Regions from separate parts of the Homo sapiens genome. Here region 1 is linked to region 2. Evidence: chromatin contacts called from ENCODE Hi-C or POLR2A ChIA-PET data. All regions are on one chromosome and are shown on one strand. The core of a region is the stretch at or near the end of the contact, and the rest is flanking DNA. Distances in the headings are between cores, read along the strand shown.

What was found. A loop is a pair of places that touch in the nucleus more often than their neighbours do. ChIA-PET counts read pairs that join two places held with the same protein, here RNA polymerase II (POLR2A). Pooled maps may share reads with other maps.
Region 1: a loop to region 2 is called in a map with no recorded cell type, with 5 times the contacts of the local background. The contact joins the promoter of HIBCH here to the enhancer-like site in region 2. A Hi-C loop is called at or near these places in 2 of 37 single-sample maps with no recorded cell type and 4 of 50 pooled maps. POLR2A ChIA-PET finds 5 or more read pairs at or near these places in 1 of 52 experiments (H1).

Annotation. Positions count from the first base shown.
Region 1 is chr2:190,317,687-190,322,578 of GRCh38, reverse strand. HIBCH (3-hydroxyisobutyryl-CoA hydrolase) reads left to right here and starts at 2,753. Exons shown (of 14, transcript NM_014362.4): 1 at 2,753-2,863. The coding sequence starts at 2,829.
Region 2 is chr2:190,157,779-190,163,304 of GRCh38, reverse strand. It overlaps a transcript of AKAP19 not described here. Among named protein-coding and RNA genes, the nearest start is that of AKAP19, 20 kb to the left of the region's middle. Within about 2 kb of position 3,729, at least 7 of the 41 ENCODE cell types and tissues checked have a DNase peak (open chromatin) inside an H3K27ac peak, as active enhancers do.

The DNA.
Region 1 (4,892 bases), core at 1,504-4,003, 160 kb before region 2:
CCAGAATTCTTTTCCAAAATGATACAAACTCTTGAAAAAAGGGTCTGGCTGTTTCACATAAAACCAAACATTGATGTACCCTATAACCAAGACATTCTATTTATAGATATTTACCCAAGAGAATAGGAAACATATGTCTACAATAGATTTACACAAGAATGTTTACAGCAGCTTTATTCATAATAGCCCCAACTGGCAACAGCCCAGGAATCTATCAGGAGGAGCACAGATCAGTAAACTATGGGGTATTCATATAATGAAATACTACTCAGTAATAAAATGGAGGAAACTACCGATACACACGATATGGACATTTTGCTAAGTGAAAAATGCTATACAAAAAAAGCGCACACTGTATGATTCCATTTTATATGAATTTTCAGAAGATGCAAAACTAATTGATGGTAGAGAAAAATCAGACTGGGTGCAGTATTTAACACCTGTAATCCTAGCACTTTGGGAGATCGAGGCGGGGAGATCTTTTGAGCCCAGGAGTTGGAGGCCAGCCTGAGTAACATGGCAAGACTCTATCTCGCAAAAAAAAAAAAAATACAAAAATTAGCTGGGTGTGGTGGCATGTGCCTGTAGTCCCATCTACTCAGGAGGCTGAGGTGGGAGGATTGCTTCAGCCCAGGGAGGTTGAAGCTGCAGTCAGCTATGACTGTGGCACTGTACTCTAGCCTGGGTGATAGAGTGAGACCCTGTCTCAAAACAAACAGTGGTTCTCGAGACAGAACAGTGGTTGCTTCTGGGGCGGGGGTTGGGGTGGGGAAGGCAGTGGTAGGCAGAGAATGTCTGGGAAATCGTGAGAGGAAACTTTTTGGGGTGATGACAATGGTTTATATCTAAGGAATTTTGGTTACACAAGTGTATACATTTGTCAAACTCAGTGAATGTACACTTAAGATTTGTGCATTTTGTTGTATGTAAATTTTGTCTCAAAAGGGAAAATATGTAAACAAATATTTAACTCTAGGTAGTAAGACACATGCCATATTTTGGGAGAAGTAAAACGATGCTTGTAATTAACTTTGAAATGCATTTAAAAATAAGGTATTTGGGATAAGGAATAAAGCAAGATAAAATGTAAATCTAGGTAGAATCTATGTGGTGAGCACATAGGCGTTTGCTTTAAATTTTTATAATTTTGCTATATGTTTGAAAATCTTCAAAATAGAATGTTAAGATAATTTTCTTTAAAGGACTGAGGTTTCTAGAGCGGGAAGCCAGAAGACGATAGCATCATTAGAAGAAATAGAGAATTTAGGAATAGGAAGGACAGCTTGGTGGAAGGTGTGGCATAACTGACAGGTCTTGATACCTACGAAGTCCTAAGTAATTTATGCACATATTTCTATATTTCAATGGATCTTCACAAACACCTCTAATCATCAGCACATCCATTTTCAGATGAGAAAATGGAGGTTCTGAAAAGCTATATAATTTGTTCAAGGTCATTAAACTATTAGTGTGCTAGGGGTAGGACTGATTACATAATTTGCAGGCCTAGTGTAAAATGAAAATTTGTGTTTCCTTGTTCAAAAATTATTAATAGCACAGCATTAAAACAAGCACAGGGCCCTTCTAACGATGAGGCCTTGTGAGACTCAGGTTTCACACACATGAAGCTAGGGCGGCAAGGAAGATTTGAATCTCAGTCTGACTAACAGGAAAGCCCATGCTTTTTCCAGTAAACCATGCTAGGTCAGATGAATGGTTCATTTCTGTGCGCAGTGAATGAGGCATGATGGTGATGTCAGATGGTGATGTCCTGTAGCCAGTTAAAAACCAAATTGCAGGTAAGGAGTTCCTTCTGTGATGTCTGTTGTCTGTCCTCTTCTCAGTGGGCATTTGGTTATTACATTTGACCTAGGTTAGCAACGTAATTTTTGATCAAAGTCTCAACAGTGTATCTCTTTAAATATCAAGGTACTAAGAATAACTCCTTTCATGTGTCCTCTCTGAAATTTGTCACCGGATTTCTTCTTTCTGATAAATGTGTCAATACTTAATAGTGGCGATGAAATGTCTTCTGCTACACATCTGGGTGGATCTGGAAGCGGAGGAACGTTTTCCTCAATTTAACAGTGGATCCTAGTAGTTGAGTTAAATGTTGGTTTCATTTAAGAGTAAGCTACTTTCTGAATGTAATTATGCTTCCACTGATAACAGCAACTTTTACTTTAGTTGGGAAGACATATCTATTATGTCTTAATCAGACAACTCTTGTGTGTCTTTGAGGAAGAGTGGGAGATCTGTAACTTTTCCCAAGAAAAATGAAAATGTCTCAATCCTAATATTAAAGGAATTCGGCTGTATTGGGTTAGGAATGAATAAACTACATCGATGTCCTTTATCAACTGTAATTCCTCTACTTGAGTCTCAAAGAATACTAAGTTTACGTTTTAATAAAAAATTACTAAAATTCCAGAAAAGTCTTTCACATCAGTCCCTGCTGGTCAAATTGGCAGGCCAAGCCTAGACAACAGGTTGCGCTTTGGGCTAAGACAGCCTCTAGAGGGCAATCTCCTTTCCTGCGAATCCGCCCTAGTCCGTTCTATCCTCCCTCTTCCCGCTCCGCCTCAGCTCGCTCTCCGCCTTCTCCCTGGCCCGGTCCCCGATCCCTTCCTCTCCCTCAACTATTTCCTCCAGGCGTCGTTCTTGCCCCGCCCTTCCCCGTCGCGTAGCGGAAACGGTCGCTCTGGCTTCCTGGAGGACTTGTCATCTGTGCCCGGCGGCGCAGGACGGCGGTGGGCGGGGCTCACGCGAGGCGCTGGAACGGTCCGGGAGATTCTCGCTCTGCTGCTTTAGCTTCGGAGTGTTTGGCGATGGGGCAGCGCGAGATGTGGAGGCTCATGTCGAGGTGAGTGAGAGAGCGAGGGGCCAAGGGCAGGCTCTTCAGCGGCACTCGCCACAGTGGGAAAAGGGCCGGGGGTGGAGACTGCTGGCCTCGAAGTTTCGAGTCGCGCTCAGAGGCGCCGCTGTGAGACCCCAACCTTGGCCCTCCCCAAGCCCCAGCCCCCGTCCCTGTCTTTCCTTTCTCCCTCTAGCATCTTCTTTGCAGCAGCACTCTGGTTTTCTGCCACTCTGGCTCTTAATTCAGGCTTGTCCCCACACGACTTTAATTCTTTTGGCCTCAGTTTCTTTCCTTTCTTAAAAGTTGGGTGCAGTCTGGGGACACGGACAGATTTAGCTTAGCGGAACTGTGCGGCATGTTTTGTGCAGCCAGCACACACAGGTGCTTTGCCAGTTGCTGCACCTCTCTCTGCCCGTGGTGTGATTTTATTCAGCTTTCTTGCATGGCTGCAGCGTCAGTATAGGCATTTGGAACTTTCAGGCTAGTGTTGAGGGACATTTAACGTGGCATGGGGGAGCATGTTTGCAAACATTGTTTAACTTTTTGAAAGTACCCCTCACTGCGCTTTGAGCTCAGCCTAGGAAATCTGGTAGCCATCATCTTTAGGCTGCATGCGCCTTAAACAGCCCACTGCCTGGCCCTGTACTGTCATACCAGGTAGCAGCTGCGCCCACTTGAAGGGAGAACCGTCCTTATTTCTTTAAAATAAGGACGACTTAAATTACTGGATTCTTTAAGCCTTAGAGTTTGCCTTCTGGGTTTCCTGAAAAGGGATGGAGGTGTTTCCTTGACTTAAGAAGAATAGTTTCAGGGGAAAGTGTCTAGATGTCTAACACTGTATCCACAGACCTAATTCTCAGTAAATTTTTGTTATACATTTAAGAGTTGCTTTTCTGTTTGTTTTTTTAATACCTTAAAATTAGTTGTCCTTGCACCAGCTCATGGAGAGATTTAGTAAATGCTAAGAAAATCAGTACACGTAATCGTTACTGCCGCTTTTTCAGTGTTGTCAGCAAATAGCAAATAGAGAAACAAACTGGAAAGACATGTTTGTTAAAGTTAGCTGACTTAGGAAAGGATCTGTCATTTCCACAATTCAGCTTGGCTTTCTTCCACCCCACGTTCCAAGATGCAGTACTCTGTAGGTGAGGCCAGGACCATTTTGGGGGCTTTGATCTGAGATGCCTTTTCCAGACTCAGCCCTGAAGTGGGTATTATCCTAGAAAGCAGAGGCCAAGATGGTCCAGTCCACAATACCCTAACCCACAACTGTATAAGGGAATAGGGTGCCACGGAAAGTGTTTCTGAGAGGAAAAAAGGCCTTGGGCCATGGTTGACAGTGTTGGGCAGCCCCACTTGAACTCTGGCCTCCCTTGGCTTCTTCGGTACTGGCCTACTTTTCTAATGCCACTCTCCACCGCCTCTCCTTACCCCAGTGCCAGTTTAGCTCTTGGACTTTTTTTTTTTTTTGGTTCCCAAATCATCTGTCTTAGGGTAACTCAAATTTTTGTCTAACCTGACTTGCCCTGAGCTCTAATGCTGGTCACAACCCTCTGAATGCCTCAGTTGCACCTCATATATAAATTTGCACTTAAGGGCTAGGCGCGGGGGCTCACACCTGTAATCCCAGCACTTTGGGAGGCCGAGGCGGGCATATCATCTGAGGTCAGGAGTTCAAGACCAGGCTGGCCAACATAGTGAAACCCCGTCTCTACTAAAAATACAAAAAAATTAGCTGGGTGTGGTGGCAGGGCCCTGTAATCCCAGCTGCTTGGGAGGCTGAGGCAGGATAATTGCTGGAACCTGGGAGGGGGAGGTTGCAGTGAGCCGAGATCATGCCACTGCACTCCAGCCTGGGCGACAGGGTGAGACTCTGTCTCAAAAAAAAAAAAAGGAAAAAAGGAAAAGAAAAATAAATTTGCACGTAAGTATAACCCTTACTCTTTGTCTCTCTTGGCACTATCATTCTTCTAGATTCTCAAACTTACCTAAGTTCTCCCACACTCCCAAACCTTAACCTCTTCCTGTGGATTCA
Region 2 (5,526 bases), core at 2,480-4,979:
CCGCCAACACGCCCGGCTAATTTTTTGTATTTTTAGTAGAAACGGGGTTTCACCGTGTTAGCCAAGATGGTCTCGATCTCCTGACCTCGTGATCCGCCCGTCTCGGCCTCCCAAAGTGCTAGGATTACAGGCGTGAGCCACCGCGCCCGGCCAAGACTCAGTTTTATAGGACTTGATATCTCCTGGATGACCTAATAAAAATCTAATTTCTAAAACTATAAAGTTAAGAAACACATCGGTTGCATAATGTTTACATCAAGATGATCCAATAATCTGGCGAGGTCAATCCTGAAACAGGCTTACTCATATTTAATATAATGCACTCCACTTGCTTTTTAACAGTATTTGCTTATATAAGAACTTTTATTCTTTTCTTTTGGGTGGAATATGAAAAATAGATTTACTCTCAAATATCTAGACAAATATATAATTTCTCAGCTTTAAATTTACCTTCATTTTTTTTCCAGGCAAGAAATATTCTCATTAAAATATCTCCTAAAAAAAATTGCTTCCATGTGCTCAAAGTCTTAAATAAGAAAACTCCAAAGGAATCCTCTGATATGTCCATCGGAGCTTAAGTTTGAATTGTATTTATTATTGTTAAACCTTAAATAAGGCTCTTAAATAAGCAGCTTACTATTTTCCTGGTATTTTATTAAGTAAACATGGGAATATTATCATTTCAGTTTTACTGATGGAGAACCCAAAAGAAATAAATCCTTATTGCCTTACCTCAATAGTCATAAATGTAGTAGCAGAGATTACAGTAGAATTTGCTTCTCTCTTTTGTGAGAAGCATGGTATTGTTTTTGTGGCACTATTAGCAATTATACTTTTTTTCCAAAGCTTATTTTCATTGACTTTTAATTACAAGCTTCTCTTTTGTATATATTCAACGTTATTTTGGGCCTTGTTTTCCTTCAAAAGATTTTAACTCTGTTTTTCCCCAACTTAGACTACTATTACCTAGAGTGGCTGGGGAGAAGAATATTCTGCTTAAACAGAAAGTTATAAAATTAATATGTGTATAAGCAATTTAAAATATTACTGTATTACAATTTTTAAATTACTCATATTTACAAAGATAATAACTTCTCTATTTCCTATAAGCTATCCTAATTAATCTTGCTTATGAATCTTCTACTCTACTAGATAGTCATAAAGAAGGTAAGGGTAAAATTATGAGAAGAAAACACGTTTGCTCACATAATCATCTTAATCCAGAGGTATTCTCCGGATTTAAATGTCATGTCCTTTGCACCAGAAAGGAGCATCCTAGGTCACAATTACTTTGAGGAAACTTGATTAATAGAGATGTCAATTATAAACTAGGTGAAATGTCTACCAAAAATAAACACCTTGATTTTGGGATAGTTGATCTGAAGCCATGTTCTTTTGTCTGGCAGTGATTAGAGAATAGAACCAGTAGTCTCTAAGTCACTCCTAGTTCCAGATAATAAACTCATATCATCTGAATATGGGTCTTTTCTTTTTCGTGGCTGAGAGGGAAAAAAAATGAATGCAACTTGTTTATCCAAAAGTAAGTCCAGAACACATTCCTATTTAATGAACTGGCAAATATTTTCTGATCCAACAAGAGAATACTTCTACTCCTCAGTTCCTGCTTCTGCATAAGCGTCTGTAACAGGGGGATCAATACTGAGCTACTGCATTTTGTCTTATAACTGATTTCTAAGCCAGGAGTCAAAGGCTGTCGAAAGGTCAACAAAAATAAAAAAGAAGGATATTTTGTGTTGAGTCTAAGAGATCTCTCTATAAGATGACATGACAATAGTAAATAATGGAATGGTTATACCTAGAGTCTACTTACTTGCTACTTGTTTAGAATGTGGGCCTGAGAAGCTGGGATGTGCTGTTTATGGAAAATAAATTTGGTATGATTTTAGATGCCTATTAATAGGTATGCTACTTGATAGGGTAAAGAAATGCCTTTTAAAAGCTGGTATAAACTACATTCTGAGTTCAGGCCTACTGGACCATCCATGTAGGACTGATTAAGGCAAATAAAGTGACAAATTAATATGTCACTGCAGGAAATGATATATTGGTAATTTCTGGAGGCAAGAATTTCCTAGCATGAGGTCTCTCTTCAAGCACCAGCACAAAGACCTTACTGCAATTCATGGAAGCCTCTTTCCACTATGTATATTTTAGAAAAAAAAGTTTAATTTAATGATGTCTAATAATCCAGAGAACTATGTTGAAACTCTGGTTTTGGCCCTAAAAATTTGGGGAGCTTTAAAAAATATTCCAGTCTCTTAGAGACAATTTGCTTATCTATAAATCAAGGATTTTCTAATGAATCATCTAAGACCAAATATAAAGTTACACTTAGCGTTCTTCATCTGTAAGTACTCGATTAGATTTCATTTAAAGCAAGTATGACTAGACTTTCACGTAAATGTAAATAAGAAAATGTCACTTATATTATGAATTAAAAGTTACTTATCCATGCAATTCTTATACTTTATCTGTCTTGGAATCTTTCAAACATTTATTATCCCTCATACTGAAATCCTTTTATAGTTAATATTTAGTATCTGTCTTTAATTTTTCAAAGTTTCTTCTTTTTTAAAAAAAAATCGCAAATTGAGAAAGAGAGCTAATTACTTAAAACATTTTGCCTTAATATCACTTTCCTGAATCAGTGTAGGTCAAAAGTCTAGTCATACTTTCATTAAATGGGAAAGAATTATATCCCAATATTCCAATTTGTTTCCCATTCCAAAAGCTAAAACATGAGTTTCATTTAGTCATGTTTTATAAACCTCATGGGAGAAAATAAATTTTAAAGTCTACCCTTTTAGCACAGATAAGCTATGCAATTTTCATAAGAACAATAAACAAAAGGCCAAGAGACTAATATTTGGGTTTGGCATTTTGAAGTAGGGATCACGAAAGAGAAACATGGACGAATATTACTATGACCATGGTTAAAAAAAAAATCTTATTCTAAGCCTAGTGCCATCCAGACAGGTAGGAAAATTAGATAGGAGTAGAGTTTGGGGATATTAGAACAATGTCCAATAGCAGCCCATAAAATGACCATGTTATTTACCTATTCTGAGACCATTAAATATGTAGTTGTTTGCAAAGCAACTTAATTTAAGAAATAGAAAGAAAAGATCAAAATAACCTAAGATTGAAAGTCACATCAAAACTAGATCCATGAAAACCTCAGCTAGGTCGTGATTGTCCCTCTTAAAATGCTCATAACTTATATCTTCAAAAATGAACTTCCCCTGCCTGTATCTAAAGAAATGTTTCAACTCTACACTGAAATACTAAAAGAAAGTATTTGGTAACGTTTTATTGGCAATGACATTTTAAACTCATAAAATTGCTTTCAATTTGGCATTGGCAAATTCTAGTTCATAATAGCTTAATGTTTTCAGATACAAAGACAGCAGTTTCAAAAGTTAAAAGAACAGAAATTTAGAAAGGGCCAACAATGGCTCTTAAGAATGGATTGTTGCAACTTGTCTTTTCACATACTTTCTTCATTGGCTTCCATGTATGCCAAAAGACTGGTTTTGTGAGTCAATGAATTCAGCCTTTTTTCTTAAAGTGATCTCTCAGAGATCACAGAGCTACTGGCAAGCTCTGTTAGTTTACATCATGTTGGCTAGAAGAATGTGGTTACGAAGCAGTCATCAGCCAAGGACCTTAGGGACGAGAGAACTTGGAACACTGAGCTTCACAAAACAAAGGGAGCTCAAAGAAATGAGTCTCACTCACAGCCAAGTATGACAGAACCACAACACTCTAGCAGTCCGCATCCCAAGTTGAAGTAGGGCATGTCCTGAATTCAGGGAAGAAAACCAAAAATCCCCAGAAATTGAGTCTGAAGAGTTTAACTCATAACCAGAGAGTAGATGTTTTATATTCACAAAATAATCATTGTAAGTGATTATATAGACGGTGAGAATACAAAGGCTCAGCACAACAGTACTCATCAACCCAGAACTCAAGTGAGCCTCCTGGGGGACTTTGCCCTTCTGCTCCACCACTGTCACCATGCCCATATAACAAATACTGGAGGCAGGTCCAAGTGCCTGGGACCCTTAGGCAGTTATGGCACCAATATAATTTGTACCTAGTTGGGTGGAGGCCAGTCGCTACTAATCATAACTTTCCTTTACAGGGAGAAAGGCAAGTGCCTAATCCCAGCTCAGACCTCCTACCTTGTCTAGTTCCCTACGCCCTTCTGCATTTTCTCAGCTTTGGTGACTCCCACAATTATCCTGCATCACAGCCCCTTCCACTGCAGCCTTTGGAATCCTAATCCCTTGCTAATCAACTTCCTGCATCCTCATCCTGTCTTAGAAGTCTCTTCACCTCCAGGCCCTACAGGAATCCTGGGCCTCCCCTGAGGATAGCCCTTCTCCTGCAGCCTTCTCTCCAAATGGATAGCAACAGAAATTCTCCTGCCCACTCCCAACTCCAAACAGGGATGTTTCCCCTGCTTCTGTGAGGCTTCTGCCCTGTGATCATATCTGTTCTGCCTCATCACTTTTAGATCTGCCTCTTATGCATGCTCTGCCATTCAGGGAGAACTTTGGGACCTGGGTCCACTATTTCTCTGCACCACAAAGTCTGCATAATGCCAAGATGATGATAGCCAGGGAGAACAGAATCAAAAAAGAAAAAAATCTCTTAAATGATAACGTGATACTATGAATCCCCTCAGGAATTTACAATTTAATCAATATCATTAAAAGTAATGTAAGTACAGCTTGTTTATGGCAAAATTCATTTAAAGTATATAAATATTTACATAGAATCTATATATAAATTCTTACCATTTCCTATTCAATAGGTGAAACACACTGTTAAATTTACTTCAAATTTGTTAATGTGAGAAATACGTCACCAATTTTTTAAATGAAACTGCTTGCTTGAGAGGTCTGCATACACTGAAATATAGACTGAATTTTACTTCTGCTAAAAACACCCTGCTTTTGTAGCAGGACAAGCCGCAGACAAAACCTCTCAGACACTGAGTTGTATAAGGAAGGGCTTTATTCAGCTGGGAGCATTGGCAAGCTACTGCCTTAAAATCCGAGCTCCCCGAGTGCACAATTTCTGTCCCCTTTAAGGGCTCACAACACTAAAGATTTTACATGAAAGGGTCGTGATTGATTTGAGCAAGCAAGGGGTACGTGACAGGGGCTGCATGCACCAGTGGTCATAGAGAAACAGAACTGGGCAGGGAGTTTCACAATGTTCTTCTATACAATACCTGGAATCTATGAATAACATCGGTTTCTAAGCCATGAGTTGATTTTTAACTACTAGGTTTAGGCCAGGCAGGCCCAGGTCTGATTTTGGGCCTGGCGCCGGGCTGCCTGTCTTTGATTTCACTTCCTTGTTTTTTTCTTAAAACAGGTACTGAGTATAAAACAATATGAGAGGGTCTCTCTCTTCCCTCACTTTCAAGACCTGATGTTTGGAGCATTACATTTTAAGTCTTATATGTAATAACTAAACCTTTTCTTGTTAGCA